2 separate regions of the Homo sapiens genome follow, and region 2 is linked to region 1. A link is a contact called in ENCODE Hi-C or POLR2A ChIA-PET data. All regions are on one chromosome and are shown on one strand. Each heading gives the region's core, a stretch centred on a gene start or an enhancer-like site at or near the end of the contact. The rest is flanking DNA. Distances are from core to core; before and after follow the strand shown.

Evidence for each region. A loop is a pair of places that touch in the nucleus more often than their neighbours do. ChIA-PET counts read pairs that join two places held with the same protein, here RNA polymerase II (POLR2A). Pooled maps may share reads with other maps.
Region 2: a map of naive thymus-derived CD4-positive, alpha-beta T cell shows a loop between it and region 1 (2.7-fold over the local background). The contact joins two enhancer-like sites. A Hi-C loop is called at or near these places in 2 of 168 maps with a recorded cell type or tissue (endothelial cell of hepatic sinusoid and naive thymus-derived CD4-positive, alpha-beta T cell) and 6 of 50 pooled maps. POLR2A ChIA-PET finds 5 or more read pairs at or near these places in 4 of 52 experiments (H1, HepG2, activated CD4-positive, alpha-beta T cell and 1 more).

Annotation. Positions count from the first base shown.
Region 1 is chr6:157,959,546-157,964,822 of GRCh38, reverse strand. No RefSeq gene overlaps it. Among named protein-coding and RNA genes, the nearest start is that of SYNJ2, 20 kb to the left of the region's middle. RefSeq lists a cis regulatory region at 373-715. Within about 2 kb of position 1,387, at least 4 of the 41 ENCODE cell types and tissues checked have a DNase peak (open chromatin) inside an H3K27ac peak, as active enhancers do.
Region 2 is chr6:157,883,362-157,889,239 of GRCh38, reverse strand. The region is part of intron 4 of SNX9 (sorting nexin 9); the gene reads right to left. SNX9-AS1 (SNX9 antisense RNA 1) reads left to right here. Exons shown (of 2, transcript NR_183542.1): 2 at 3,849-4,126. Among named protein-coding and RNA genes, the nearest start is that of SNX9-AS1, 6.6 kb to the left of the region's middle. Within about 2 kb of position 3,264, at least 4 of the 41 ENCODE cell types and tissues checked have a DNase peak (open chromatin) inside an H3K27ac peak, as active enhancers do.

The DNA.
Region 1 (5,277 bases), core at 138-2,637:
TCTTAGTAGAGATGGGGTTTCGCCATGTTGGCCAGGCTGGTCTTGAACTCCTGACCTCAAGTGATCCTCCCGCCTTGGCCTCCCAAAGTACTGAGATTACAGGCATGAGCCACTGCGCCCGGCCTCATTTTATTTTTGAGACAGGGTCTCATTCTGTCGCCCAGGCTGGAGCACAGTGGTGTGAACAGGGCTCACCGCAGCCTCAACCTCCTGTTCTCAAACAATCCTCCCACCTCAGCCTCCCAGGTAGCTGGGACCACAAGTGCCTAACTTTTTATCTTTTGTAGAGATGAGGTCTCACTTTTTTGCCCAGGCTGGTCTCCAACTCCTGGACTCAAGTGATCCTCCTACCTCAGGCTCTGAAAGTGCTGGGATTACAGGTGTGAGCCACTGCACCCAGCCTCACCCATTGTTTTTTCTGTTGGCCACACTGCCTCTCTGGTTTCATATTTTATCTCTTTGAGACAACTTGTTTGTCTACTGCATTGCTGTCTAATTCAGCAGAGTTAAGAGGGTGTCCTCATTTGCTGACTAATGCACAGATCGCTGTTCCTCTCACCATAGCTCTAGAAACAGCAACTTAACCACTGTACCCGTGGATAGATTTCTACAGCAAATGTGGAAAAAAAGGGAGAGTGAAATAAAAAGCCAATAGCAATGAAAAAATATTACAGCACTTTTGCAGATCAAGCTATGTGACTATTTTAACCACAAAACCGAACACGAATCCTTGTAAGACATAATAAAAATGAGAGCAAAAAAAAGGATCTGCCGCGGTTTCGTGTGCACGATAAAGAGGAAAATAGAGCTCTGTCCGAGGTCAGCCACCTCCCTTCCGTCTTTGGAGTCCTCACTTCTGTAGCACCTTAAAAAGGTATTCTGCTCAATCTTCAACCAGAGCATGGCTTTTGTCCTATAAAAGTGCCCCCACGGTGTGTGTTTTTAAGTAAATTGATATATTCGGACTCAGTGGGCCGAGCACGATGGCTCACGCCTGTAATCTCAGCACTTTGGGAGGCTGAGGTGAGTGGATCATCTGAGGTCAGGAATTTGAGACCCAGCCTGGCCAACATGATGAAACCCCACCTCTATTAAAAATACAAAAATTAGCCAGGCATGGTGGCAGTTGCCTGTAGTCCCAGCTACTCGGGAGGCTGAGGCAGGAGAATGGCTTGAGCCTGGGAGGCAGAGGTTGCAGTGAGCCAAGATGGCGCCATTGCACTCCAGCCTGGGCTACAGAGTGAGACTCTGTCTCAAAAAAAAAAAAAAAAAAAAAAAAAGAAAAAAAAAAAGAAAAAGAAAAGAAAAAAAAGACCTGGTGGCATGTGAGCAGGAAGACTCCAGGCCTGGCCCCATTTCAGGAGCTGCAGCTGTTTTTAAGGCCAACTTGCTTCCTGCCTGAGCGATACCCAGTGGCCCACTGCTGGCCTGCGTGGATTTATTTAGACAGTAATGTTGACCAGACAGCCAGAATTTTCCCACTCTCTTTACTTCCGGAAGGGTTTGCTCATAATTAGTTAAATCAGCTTTCTCTGCCTCTCAGTGCCAAGATGTTTATAGAAATCTCACTACTTCTGCTGTTGGCTATACTTTTCATCCTCTTTGCCACCACAACGTTCCCCATTGTTTCTAAAACCCTTCATCCAAAAACCTAAAGTTCCTCACTGAGCCAAACAGGGCAATTGGCTTTGAAAGGGAACACACCTGTTCAGCACAGACTTTCTCTCCTTTCTCCTTGAGGCTCATCTACTTGCCATCTCTCCCCTTCTTGAGCGCCAGAGGGTGAGCAAAGATCTTGGATTGGCTGTCGCTTGCCGGAGCTGTTCTGCGCCAGAAAGATCCTCCGGGCGCCCTTCACAGTGGTGGCTTGGGTTCAATACTGTCTTGCTCAGACAGCTGACCTGCTAATCAGCCCGCACCTTTGAGGACTAAGAGGAAACTGACCTCCCCTGACCTGTGAAAGTATCCATCCCTGCTTCTCCATGACACACTCCTTCAGCGCGTGTGTAGTCAGAAAAAGGAGAGGAGGAGAAGCAGTTCCAAGAAAAATAACAGGATGTGGTTGATGAAATATGAAATATGAAATGAAAGTCTGGTATGGTATGGAAACTGACTTTGTCTTTTTTTCTTTTAGACAGAGTCTCACTCTGTCACCCTGGCTGGAGTGCAGTGATGCGATCTCGGCACACTCCAACCTCCTCCTCCCAGGTTCAAGTGATTCTCCTGCCTCAGCCTGCCGTGTAGCTGGGATTACAGGCACACACCACGATGCCCGTTTGGTTTTTTTTTAAATTTTTTTATTTTTAATAGAGACGGGGCTTCACCATGTTGGCCAGACTGGTCTCAAACTCCTGGCCTCAAGTGATCCACCCACCTCGGCCTCCCAGAGTGCTGGGATTACAGGCATGAGCCACCGCACCGGGCCTGACTTTGTCTTTAAGGCAGTGGCTCCTAACCTTTATTGAGTCACCCAGATCTTTAAGAATCTGATGACAGGTACAAATCCTTTCCCCAGAAAAAATGTAAAATATGCACTTGAACAATTTGCCTAAAGTCTCACATGGTTCATTGGTACACCTTCCCCCAACCCCCCAGAATTATCTGGACCACAGGTGACAAATTCCTATTTTAAGGCCAGGTGTGATGGATCACACCTGTAATCCCAGCACTTTGGGAGGCTGAGGAGGGTGGATTGCTTAAGCCCAGCGATTTGAGACCTGCCTGAGTAACAATGGCGAAACCCCGTCTACAAAAAATACAAACATTAGCTGGGTGCGGTGCGGTGCGCCTGTAATCCCAGCTACTCAGGGTCTGAGGCGGGAGGGTCCTTGAGCCTGGGAGGTCAAGGCTTCAATGAGCCAAGATTACACCACTGCACTCCAGACTGGGTGACAAAGTGAGACCCCCATCTAAAAAAAAGAAAAAAGAAAAGAAAGAAAGAAAAGATTCCTATTTTAGAAGCTTGTACTTGTAATAGTACCCCTTAAAGGTGGTTGGAATATAAATCTTAACTACAAATAAATTCCCAATGACATTAGGAAATGCAGAGTTAATATCATGCAAAAGAAGAGGATTAGGAGCTGGGAGCTCCTCAAAGAAAAATTTTAATTCACCAGCGGTCAATTCCTCTCCTGTTGTGGCTATATACCTCCCATTTATGCTAATGACTTTGCTACCCTCTGTGTAGATGTGTGGCAAGGGAAGAATAATCTCTTCTCAGTTGCAACCAATTGATCCATCTGGAAGTGATTTAAACATCAACAAAATAATTCAATCTCACAAAAATCATTTGTTTTGTTTGCATTTGCAAATTCATGTTTTGCTTTGCTTCCTCTTCCTCTGCATTTTAGAGTGGATGAATAGTTTTCTATATGGCACATCTTCAAACACTCCTGCTTCATTACACCAATACATTTTTAGACATGTGTTTAGAGGCAGAGTGAGCACACACTCTGGCTCAAAAAAGAAAGAGAGACAAGACCAGTCAGGACAGGCAGGAATAGTTCCTGCTGCATAACACGCAACTCCAAGTCTCAATGGCCCAACATAGTAGGAGTTGATTTCTTGCTTGAGCACATTCTGCTACAGGTCTGAGCGGCCATCCAGGCCGTCTCTCCTCTGTGTGCTGGCTCTGCCTTCTAAGCTGCTGCAACTCTTCGGCCCCTTTATGCCAACGCTTAGTCCCATCATCACCATGGGAAGTGGGAGGACAGCTAGAGGGATGAACATCGCAATGACATGCTTCCACCTGGAACCATACACATCTCCCCAGCTATGTTTTTCTGGCCAAAGTGAATCACATAGTGATGTCTGGTTTTACAGAGACAGGAAAGCATGAGCCATGGAAGGGGTTCAGAAAAGCTGACAACCAAAGGATAGAAAAGCTGTAAGATCTACTACAGAGACTGCTGACACATGCTTGGGAATTAGAACAAATTTTGAGAAATGTCTGTTAAGATGTTCTCTGTGAATGGGAAAACTACCCTTGCCCTAGATTTTAAAAATAAATCAGGCTGGGCTCACGCCTGTAATCCCAGCACTTTAGGAGGCTGAGGCAGGCAGATCACTGGAGGTCAAAGTTTGAGACCAGCCTGGCTAACATGGTGAAACCCCGTCTCTACTAAAAATACAAAAATTAGCTGAACGTGGTGGTGAACTCTTATAATACCAGCTACTCAGGAGGCTGAGGTAGAAGAATTGCTTAAACTTGGAAGGCAGAGTTTGCAGTGAGCCAAGATCACACCACTGCACTCCAACCTGGGCGACAGAGCAAGACTCTGTCTCAAAAACAAAATAAATAAAATAAAAATAAATCATGAGTGTTCTACTTCCAGCCATGATGGTGTAACAGACGGCAGTTTACACCTTCTCTTATCCTTAGATAAAGAGAAAGCCAGACCCAATATATGAAAAATATATTCAGACACTAGATGTCAGGCAGTGCAAGACTTTGATCACTGGAGAAAAGAAACAAACAAGATGAGACCCATGAGGGCTCCGCATTACTGTCTGAGGCAGTTCCTAAGCCCAGGAAAGGGAGGGGAAACCAAAGAGATCTCAGTGGTCTCACTGAATGGAGGAGACTGATCAGAGTTTGGGGAGGCCAAGGTGGCTAGAGTTTGAAGGGCAAAGTGTGGGAGTGAAGGGAGCTACAGAGAGAGAGAGAGAGAGAGAGGGAGACAGAGACAGACAGAGAGACACAGTCCATTCAGACTGTTATAACAAAAATACCATAAACTATGTAGCTTATAAACAATAAACATTTATTTCTCACAGTTCTAGAGGATGGGAAGTCCAAGATCAAGGTAGCAGCAGATTCAGTGTCTAGGGAGGTTCCATTCCTTATAGATGGCAACTGTGTGCTGCATCCTCACATGGAGGAAGGAGCAGACAAGCTCCCTTGGGCCTCTTTTATAAGGGCACTAATCCCATTCATGACCTAATCACCTCCCAAAGGCCCCACCTCTTAATACTATCACCTTAGGAATTAAGATTTCAACGTATGAATTTGGGCAGGACATGGACATTCAGACCATAGTGGAGGGTTTGTGTGTGTGTGTGTGTGTGTGTGTGTGTGTGTGTTTGTGTGTGTTTGTGTTTGTGTCTGTGTCTGGTGTGTGTGTCTATGTTTCAGAGAGAGAGAGAGAGAAATTGCTTGTTTTGGAGGTCTGCTGAAGAGTCCCCTAGAGAGACTTTGCTGAACATTGTATGCACTCATGTGAGAAAACTATGTGAGGATAGTGATCATAACCACCAAAACTCCACAGGCAGGCCAAA
Region 2 (5,878 bases), core at 2,015-4,514, 77 kb after region 1:
AGGCTGGTCTCGAACTCCTGACCTCAGGTAATCTGCCTGCCTCCGCCTCCCAAAGTGCTGGGATTACAGGCGTGAGCCACTGCGCCTGATGTCTCTGACATTTTTGTTCTCCATCCCCACAACCCCTTTGGTCTCTCAACTGCAGACATTTGGTCATGCAATAATCCCCTCGGCTCCTTCACTCAGGTTTCCAATGCTGAGATGCCTCTTCGTTTCTTTCCTTACACCTCCCCTTCCTCTTGAATTTTTACAGGACAATGTCTTCATTCTCCTCTTCTTTTCCCTCTCTCCGTGGTACCACACTCCTCCTCACAGTCAACCACAGAGTTAAAGACCTTTCATTAGATCTCACTGCCCGTGGGATGAATTCAGTAATCAAGCCTCCTCTAAGAGGCCTCCACGGTGTAAATCCTCACGATCTTCCCAGTTCCTACATATTCCACATCCCACATCACCATGCCCCAAGAAGAGCTCCTGTAAGATACTTTACCTGACATAATCACTTCACTTGGGAAAAAAAGATGACTTTTAGGGTTTATTAAATGTTTATTTCCTCTTGTGTTCAAGTTTGAAATTTACCTTATATATGGAAGAAGGAGAAGGAGAAGGAGAAGAAGGTGGTGACTGGCTGAGACTTTCGACACAACCAATCTGAGCCAAAATATCCACCTTAAAATAAAAAAGGTGCCCAGTGAACAAGAGTGAAAAAGCAGGTCAAAGTTTTTAACTAAAACCAGCACATTCATGGCAGGACCAAATTCTCCAGAAAACTCTAGCATGCCACTCACTCACAAACATTACATGCAAAAAGCCCCAACTGTGTAGCAATGGGTTATCTTCAATGCATTATATTTTCTAAAGTCTGTTGTTTGGCATCATGATACAGTATTAATGAAACCCTAAAAATAACTATAAGCAGCACAGAAAGAATGGATTAAGTATCATGCAAGTCATACAGCCAGAGAAACAAACTCCAGAGGAAAAAACAGAAATAGCCAAGTTAAAAAAAATGTTAATATTCTGAACCTTTTGCTTTCAGAGGCATTAGACATGTATGTGAGAGAGTCCAGACAAAATCAGCAAAGCCACCTGGTCAACTTGAAGCTAACCACAGAGCCACAGTGAGTCCTACCAATCGCAGCTGTGAATGACACAACAGCCCAGCTGGTCTGTGAACACAATGTCTCCCGGTGTGTGCTCTTAGGGTCTAACTGGCCTACAATACAGCATCTTGTGAGAAGAGGTAACTGACTGATGCGCTTCCAAGAAGCCAATTGATGGGTAAACTGCAGCAGATGTGTTAAGAGGACCATTCTGGAGCCCAGCTTCCAGGCTTCAAATCCCGGTTCCACAACTGTCCTGTAGGGAAGTCAGTACTACAAACATTTATATAGTGGACGACAGCATCCTTTTCAGGCGCAACTCTCCTGTGAAATAAGCGGTGGTATTATTCTCACCTGAGAGATGAAAATAAACTTGGAGTTGAAAATCAGTTAATACGCAAAGCAGACAACAAAGATGGAGTAACAGGGACCCAGTTTATGCTCCCAATGAAAACAAAAAATATGATGAAATATAGGAAACCGTGTTCAAATCACTGGACACCAGACAGTGAAGAAGTGATCCTGAGATACGGGAGACAGACAGAGTAAGCCCACAAGTGCCCATTCACTGCGTGGAGAGACTCTCCAGGACACGGAGCAGGCATGGAAAACCCACACAAAGCTCGGCGGTCTCTGTGGTGGGAGGATACAGAGTCTGGGGAAGACAGAGACGCAGAGAGAGAGCTCTGGAGACTGCAGAGGACACTGCAGATCTGCACTGATCAGCCCATCACGTGAGGGGTCTACCCAAGGTCAGGGAAAGACACACACGGAAGAATCAAGAGTGAATCAAGAGTGCAACCCCTCACACAGGGCTATTCCCACCAGCCTAGATGGAAAACTTCATGATTCACGGGGCATCGGGTACAATACTACAAAGGATTTGTTTCAGGAAAGGGGCAAAAATATCCCTAAGCTAAATGTTGCTCTGGGCTTAAAAATAAAACCTGAAATAATCAGATTATTTCAAAGTAACTTAGGTGCATCCCAGAACAAGGCTCAAAAATGTTTATGGGAATGCAAAAATATCCAGCATATAGCAAGGTGAAAATTGCAATGTCTGACATCCACTCATAATTTATCAGACATGAAAAGAAGCAAGGAAAATATGACCCATAATGAAGAGAAAGATTAAGCTGATACAGTACTGACAGAGATGAAAGACTTAGCACTATTTAAGAGCAAGAGAGGTTTCAAATATTAATGAGGTAGAAGACTCAGCTTGAATGGGCTTCCAAAAGGTGATAACTTTAAGCACAAAGAAAAAAAAAACAAAACACATTATGAAATCAATGTAAATCCATACATCCATGCTACTGTCAGAAAAAAAGACAGGAATGCTTTCTTCATTGGTCACTATTTGTAGTAGCTATAAAATAACTTCTTACTTTGAAACATGGCAATTAAGGAGAGGTGGAATTAGCCATCTATCCTGAATTCCAAATTGGAATTCGACATAATTAACTAGCTCCAGCTGATACAGGAAAGTGCTGCTTTCTAGATGAAACCAGCTAAGCGTGGAAGGAATAACATTTCTGATTCTGGCAAGGATTACCAACTGGTGGTAAACCATTACCATTTATATACAATTTATATCTGTATGTTTGTGTGTATACCCACGTTCACAGAGAGAAAATAAGACACCTAGTGTAAAGAGTAGTGATTGTGGAAATGGGATACTTTTCTTTTTCTAGTCTGAATTTTCTACAATGCATATGTACTGCTTCTGTAACAATAAAATAAAAGGTTACTTTACTAATTGTTTTTAAAGACAGTAATAATGCTAATTAGCAACTGCTGACCACAAAAATAGTAGTTTCTGGTTTTGTTATTTTTTTTTTATGTTGTATTCTTGCTCCTCATATGACATCCTTGGGGAACTGGGACCAGTAAGAAATAAACCCCTACTTCTGACAACAAAAAAATGCAGTAAGCAGGGCAAGCGCTTGTTTGGATGACATGGTTAGACCTGACTCAGTTCACTGGTTTCCTAGTAAGCAGCTAAGACATGGCCCAAGAGGAAGAGTTCTCACTGCACAGACCATGAGAACAGCAACTGTGGCGTGGCAGAGATGAGCAATGGCACCACGACGTCTGTCTGTCTCCATCGTAACTACATCAGGCCTCGAAGGAGGGCTAGGTTTAAGAATTAATGAAAATGGTAACATATTTAATTAAAGCTGCTTTCCGTTTGGCTTTCTACCAAACATGTACAAAGGGTCTATGAAAGCTCAAAACATACTGTGAGTGGTCGCAGCTCTTATGGGCCACCTAATTCCTTCCAGCAGACACCAAACGTCCACTTCAGGTCAGTACAGATCATCCCATCTGGTAAGTCCACCAGTTAAGAGGAGTTCCCAATCGCAGGCTAACTACTTTCTATGTTATTATCTTGGGATGGGGCCCTGTAGGCATTCAGGGGTCCGCCTATCACCACATAAGGAACTCCTCACTGTGCCTGTCACATCCTTCCACACCACCTGTGATGATGTCATCTGGCCTATCATGCCACGGCCCATCTTACGACTATACCACGTGCAACTGTGTTAGGAAGTAGGAATAGAAAGCAAATAATATCTGATTCTTAAACCAGAGAACATCTAAACCAGAATTTCTGACAAAAATTTAACTCTTTTCCTCAAAAGGGACTGAAGAGGTTATAATATTCTCTTATATAAAAAAATCTAACCACTTTAGCTCAAAATACGGAAGAATTTGACAAGTTTCCTGTTTTGTTCTTTACAGATCTTTGGCTCAAAGGACATGACCTAATTCTACAGATGAATCTGTACTGACGTTAGAAAACCACTGGTGGAACATAAAACTTGTACATTCTTCTAAAAATGAAGGTAGATCACAGCAGACTCAATCTATTTATAGCCAGTCATATCAACATTACTGATTGGGAATTACCAAAAGAGGTGAAATTATTTAACAAATCCTTTGTTAAGTCATATTCTGAACCTACAGATGTCAATTTCAGGTGTTTATTTTTTAAATAAAGATAATTAAAACACTAAAAATTTACTTAAGGTAAATGGATAATGTTTGTATTAGCTTAGAGAGTCTACTTACTCAGATAGCTCAAAGTCCTAAAATAGGTAGCTTTGAGTACAGAATAGGATGGCGCTACAATCAGCAAATAATTTGCTTCCAGACAGACCTAAGAGAAGTCCATGTGAAATAAGCTTTTACACTGTGCTGATGACAGGATGTACGTATAACAATGCTGGCTGGTCCTTCATCACTGCAGTTTTAAGGTTAAAAAAAAAGACTTTGCTTTAATAGTTTGTTTCCAGTTAGACAAAACAAACAAAAACCACCCTATATAACAAACTTCACCAGCATGTATTTTTGAAAGGTTCCTGAGATGAACAAAGCTGTCTCATAGATGTCAGGGATCTGTGAAAAAGCACACAAGGTTAGTAATGACAGCCTCATGCAGTTCTGAAGGCAAATGTCCATAAATCCTCTAACACTGGTATATGATCTTCCTTAAAAAGCCCTATTACCAACTAAAAAGAATTCATACGGGGGGGTGGGAGTGAGAGTGAAGAGATGGAAAGAACCTTTTCAATAAAGTTCTGTAAAGAGAAAGTCTCAATAAGCAATTACGAGATGTCTAAGGCATTATAAGACTTATGTGAGTTAATGAAGGTATAAGCACATCTAATACTGAACCTTTGTGAGGGTTTCTTTTATCAATTTATTTTTAAATGGACTACCAAAAAAGGCCTAAAATGGCCTAAAAATAGACTTTTGAGAACTAAGAAAGCAAAATGTAGTTCCAACATAAAATTACCATTGCCTTCCTCATCCTATAACCAATAAAAATTCCTTTGCAACAAATATAATTACATGGAAAATCTCTGTAGAGAAAAATGTTATATCCTTAAATACCACTTAACTTCAAGCATTTGTTTAATATCCAAACTGTTTTAAAAAAATAACAATGCCAGAGAATTTTCTGTAAGAGAATCTTCCCATTTTTGATTGGGTAGCCCGTCAGATGGGAGAATAACAGGCCAGTGATGGACAGCTCCTAGGCCTGTGGTCGGTGTTAAGAACACAAACTTCTCCAAGGCAGGGATTCAGGAAATCTGTAAGTCTTTTAATACCTTACATTGTAAAGTACCTTTTGATGTATTTATAACTGAAAAAAAATTATTCAAACAAGAACAGAGTATTATGGTACAAAGTCTCTTATAGGTCACTGGGAATAGAAAAAAAGATAAATTCTTTGCTTATCAAGCTTAACAATTTACAAATAAGCAATATAATTTGTATAAGAGTCACAAATTGTGCTAAGGGAATCCAGAGAAGTAAAACAGAAAACAAAAGGTTTTATAGAAGACATGGTATTTGAGCTGAACCTGAAGAGATGGGCTTCTGAAAGATGGAAGGAGTCACTCTGTTATTCTCAGAAGAGCAAGCCAAAGGTACAAATAAAAGGTGAGACAGCATGGGACATATTTGGAGAATCATCAGTTTGCCTGGAGACAAATACATAACTTAAAGATAAGGTGATGATGGGTAGCCACACTGAGGCATCACAGAAATAGAACTGAGCTTGGAAAAGTACTTCAACCTCAAATTCAGATGAATTTCTTCTACAGTTTCCCTACCATGAACCGTTCAGCGTCTGCTTGCCTAACTCTGATACACAAAGACCTTCTCCTGGGATAGCCCTGCTGACATGTAGCAAATGATTATTCCAGAAGGCAATAGAGGAGACTCTGAAGTTTCTTAAACAAGGAGATGACATAAAAGCATAC